Regions from separate parts of the Homo sapiens genome. Here region 1 is linked to region 2. A link is a loop called in an ENCODE intact Hi-C map of the cell type or tissue named here. Cell type or tissue: dorsolateral prefrontal cortex. All regions are shown on one strand.

Region 1 (2,500 bases), 150 kb before region 2:
GGATCACCTGAGGTCAAGAGTTCAAGACCAGCCTGGCCAACAGGGTGAACCGTCTCTACTAAAAATACAAAAAATTAGCGGGGCATGGTGGCGGGTGCCTGTAATCCCAGCTACTCAGGAGGCTGAGGCAGGAGAATTGCTTGAACCTGGGAGGCAGAGGTTGTTGTGAGCCAAGATCGTGCCATTGCACTAAAAAAAGAAAAAAAAGATGGAAAACATAAAACGGAAGTTAAGAGACACAGAGGACAGAATGACAAGGCCCAACATACATCTGACAGGTAGTCCAGGAGAAGGGAATAGAAAGAATTGAGAGAGGTAATATTGAGATTATAATGGCTGAGACTTTTCTAGAATTGAAGAATGATACAATGCCTCAAATTCAGAACAATGGCTTCTGATTAGGAAAAAAATAAATCCATACCAGAACACCAAGGAGGGAAGAAAAAACATGATTAAACAGTCAGAAAGAAAAATCAGAATAACCACATGAACAGCAATTAGACTGGCTGCACATAACACACAACACAGAGAAAAAAATAACTGTCCAGCTAAAAATCTAAATCACAGATGACAGAGAAATAAACACATTTTCAGACAAAGTCTGAGCGCATTTACCACTAATAGACATGACTGGAAAAACTATTAAAAGACGTATTTCAGGAAGAAGGAAATTACATAAGAAGGAAAAAGAAAAGAGATATGAGAAATGGTGAGCCAAAATACTAGTAAATGTGTAAGAAATCAAAATAATCATTGACTGTATAAAACAACAATAATACTAAGTTGGCAGGTATAAATACAAGGTGAAGTTAAAACACAAAAATGTAATAACATGAAAGACATAAGAGAATCATTAGAGATAAATCATCCTCCTTGCATTGATCAGCAGAAGGAAGAGATATTGATCAAAGGCAAACAGGTATGTTAAAAATGGAAAGGTAACCACTCAAAGAACAGACATAGACTACATAATTTCCCAACCAGTAGAGGGCAATAAAAGAAACAAAGAAACTTGATCAGTGCGACAGAAGTCCCTGTGTCAGCAGAACAAAAAGGGGCAAAGAAAATGCCTGGTAAATAGAAAATACATAATAAAATAGATACAAATAAAAGTATTAAATTGTTTTAATCAATGTAAATGGCTTAAATCTGTCAGTGAAAAGAGAGGCTCTGGATTAAAAATCAGGTCATAGAAGTGTTGGAAGTAGTGGGCTAGAAAAAGCTATCCAAATAAAAATTCTAAAAGCAACTGGGGAGGTTTTATTACAACAGACAAATTAGGCTTTAAGGACCCGTATGAGATGGTAGAAACATTCACCAGGAAGAAGAATAATTCTGATCTTATTTGCAACTAACAGGAAAGCCTCAAAGTGTAAAATAAAAAAACAACTAACAGGAAAGCCTCAAAGTGTAAAATAAAAAACTAAGACCCATACCCCACCTCCCTCCAAAAAAAAGAAAAAACTGACATATCTATAATCGTAGTAGAGTTTAATATAGTTCTCTCAATGAAAATTAATGAGAATATGAAAGATTTGAACACTATTAACAAGGTTAACATATGAACACACATACAAGAGACTATACATTCTTTTTCCATAGAACCAGGCTGGGCGTGCTGGCTCACTCACGCCTGTAATCCCAGCACTTTGGGAGGTCGAGGTGGGCAGATCACTTGAGGTCAGGAGTTCGAGCCCAGCCTGGCTAACATGGCGAAACCCCATCTCTATTAAAAACGCAAAAATTAGCTGAGTGTGGTGACAGGCGCCTGTAATCCCAACTACTCAGGAGGCTGAGGTGCGAGAATCACTTGAACCCAGGAGGCAGAGGTTGTAGTGAGCCAAGATTGTGCCACTGCACTCTAGCCTGGGTGACAGAGTAAGACACTGTCTCAACAACAACACAAAGAACCCACAGAACCAATTTCAACAAACACCAAGGAATCAATATTACTGTAGAAAAATGTTTACTGAATGTAGCTGGAAAATTATACATTTAACATTATTTTCAGATATTTCACTTTAAAGAAAAAGAACTTCCTAATCTCCCCAGGTAGCCTCCTCCGTTATTTTACTTGACCTATCGCTAACATCTGTGATTGCTGATGACTCGATCCTCATGAGATCCTTTTTCACTCGTCTTCCAGGTCACCACCTCTCCTCTCCTCATATCCTCCCACCTCACTGGTCTGCCCTTCCACGGCTCCTTTGCTCGTTCCTCCTCAACTCTCCAGACTTCTAATGTCGCAGTGCCCTAAGATTCAGTCCTTGGAACTTTCCTCGACATACTCAGAGCCTTGGTGACCCAGTTCATTCTCATGGCTTATTTATGTACTGATAGGCTCCCAAATTTACACTCCAGCCTGAACATCTTCCCTGAACTTCTTCACACGTTCTGCTGTATACTCAGTATCCCCATTCAGATGTCTAAAAGGCACATCAAAGTAACATCAAAAGCCAAACCCCTAATCATCTCCCAACCTGCTCCTCTATAATTTTCC
Region 2 (2,500 bases):
TGCATAGCCCAGTTTCAGTGAGAATCCTGCTCAGTGACTGTAGTGATACCCTCACACCCTTGATAGCTGGCTTCTTCATCCTCCACCCACAGTGTCTAAGTCCTTGGGTTGCCTTTAGCAACAATCCTATTAAGTTTGTTTAGCAAGAATCCTCTTATCTGCTCTTAGTAATTTTCCATCCATTGACCCCCTCACTCTGCTCCTTGGCTAAAAATTCCCACTTGTCCTTGTTGGATTGAGGGTTGAGCCCAACCTCTCTCCCCAACTCCCAGACTCCATTGCAGCAGTTCCCCAGAATAAAGTCTGTCTTACTGTTCTTTAGCACAGGTCAGAATAATTTTTTCTTTTTTTTCTTGTTTTTTGAGACAGAGTCTTGCTTTGTTGCCCAGGCTGGAGTGCAGTGGTGCAGTCTCAGCTCACTGCAACCTCTGCCTCCTGGGTTCAAGTGATTCTCTTGCCTCAGCCTCCTGAGTAGCTGGGATTACAGACACACGCAACCAAGCCTGGCTAATTTTTGTATTTTTAGTAGAGATGGGGTTTCCCCATGTTGGCCAGGCTGCTCTCGAACTCCTGACCTCAGGTGATCCACCCGCCTCAGCCTCCTAAAGTGTTGGGATTACAGATGTGAGCCACCACACCTGGCCTGAATAATTTTTTCTTTAACAACCCTGACAAATCCACCCCAGGCTATCTCAGGGCTACCTCAGAGAACCACCTTTTTTTTTTTTTTTTTTTTTTGAGATGGAGTCTCACTCTGTCGCCCAGGCTGGAGTGCAGTGTCACAGTCTCAGCTCACTGCAACCTCCGCCTCCTGGGTCAAGTGATTCTTCTGCCTCAGCTTCTCAAATAGCTGGGATTACAGCCGCACGCCACCATGCCTGGCTAATTTTTGTATTTTTGTAGAGATGGGATTTCACCATGGTGGTCAGGCTGGTCTTGAACTCCTGACCGCAGGTGATCCACCCGCCTCAGCCTCCCAAAGTGCTGAAATTATAGGCGTGAGCCACTGCACCTGGCCAGAGAACCACTTTTTAAAATCCAAAGATTTATTTAATCTTATTTATGTATTTAAAGACAGGGTCTCTTTTTGTCGCCCAGGCTGGAGTGCAGTGGTGCGATCTGGGCTCACTGCAACCTCTACCTTCCGGGTTCAAGTCATCCTCCTGCCTCAACCTCCTGAGTAGCTGGGATTACAGGCGCCCACCACCGCGCCTGGCTAATTTTTGTATTTTTAGTAGAGATGGGGTTTCACCATTTTGGCCAGGCTGGTCTCGAACTCCTGACCTCAAGTGATCTGCCCTCCTCGGCCTCCCAAGGTGCTGGCATTTCAGGCGTGAGCCACTGCGTCCGGCCAAAATCCAAAGATTTAAATAGGAACAAGCAGGAAAGGAAAGTCCATGGGTGAGCAAATGCTTCCAATCTCTTAGGTCCTTACATTCTTGTTAAACTTCACCCTTAGCAATAATTAAGCCCCAAAGTCTCCTTGACGTGTATATTTTTTTCCCACAGCAAAGGCGTTAGTGTGAGGAAATCCTTGTGCTCCCCCTAGAGGTTAGAGGGCGCATCCAGCACGTCCTGGCAAAGTGTGTGTGGATGGCGCAGGGTGGGTGGGGTGGGGGGATGCTTGTTGTTTTACTATTAAAGTCAGGAAATCAAGGGTTTTGCATTCTCTCTCCAGGGAGCTTTGCAGAGTACCAGAAATGTCTTGTCTGCACCTTCATGCGGTTTATTTTTCAGTCTTTGCTTGTTCTCCACCTGGGACTCATGAAATCGGTAGTTCTGCCCCTTTACAAGTGTTCCTTTGATGTAATACCCAGGGAGCCAGAGAACTAGGTCAGGACATTCTATCAAGTACAATCCAAGTATTTTTCCAAGTGGACCACCTGCATAAAAATATCCTGAAGAGTTTGTTTAAGATGAAGAATTCTGGGCCCCACCCCACAACCTTCTGAATTGGCATTTCTGGAGGTGAGGCAATTCTTATGCACATTAAGGTTTAAGAACCACTGCTGTACCCTACTTGAGAAGGAATTTCTCCCTTCTATATCTTGTTTAAAATTATGCTGTAGGATGCTATAATCAAACCCATCAGACAGGGTTACAGATCTAATGAGCCCAATAGAAAGATAACATAAGATGCTAGTCTTTCACTCTGAAAACAGAACCCAGCGGGCAAATCACAAGGTCACGAGTTTGAGACCAGCCTGGCCAACATTGTGAAACCCTGTCTCTACTAAAAATACAAAAAATTATCTGGGCATACTGGCGGGCACCTGTAATCCCAGCTACTTGGGAGGCTAAGGCAGGAGAATCACTCGAACCTGGGAAGCAGAGGTTGCAGTGAGCTGAGATCGCACCACTGCATTCCAGCCTGGGTGGCAGAGCGAGACTCTGTCTCAAACAAAAACAAAAACAACAAAAAACTCTTCCCAATTCAATCCCGTGAATCTAAATCCTCAAATATGTAGAAAATGCTTGTCTCTTTTTTTTTCCTTTTTAA

The links. Hi-C counts contacts between places; a loop is a spot of excess contacts. Peaks named below come from ENCODE experiments on the same cell type or tissue, not always from the same donor. Only the 100,000 strongest peaks of a DNase experiment are listed, where the experiment ranks them.
Region 1: it touches region 2 in a loop (5-fold over the local background); 79 of 110 quality-filtered maps call a loop at or near these places.

The regions. Positions count from the first base shown.
Region 1 is chr2:24,227,696-24,230,195 of GRCh38, forward strand. The region is part of intron 29 of ITSN2 (intersectin 2); the gene reads right to left. Among named protein-coding and RNA genes, the nearest start is that of FAM228A, 54 kb to the left of the region's middle. In dorsolateral prefrontal cortex, a CTCF peak has its summit at 995 (motif pointing right); no DNase peak of the experiment used is centred here; H3K27ac peaks cover 1,969 bases.
Region 2 is chr2:24,381,049-24,383,548 of GRCh38, forward strand. No RefSeq gene overlaps it. Among named protein-coding and RNA genes, the nearest start is that of ITSN2, 22 kb to the left of the region's middle. In dorsolateral prefrontal cortex, a CTCF peak has its summit at 1,548 (motif pointing left); a DNase peak (open chromatin) is centred at 1,573; H3K4me3 peaks cover 467 bases.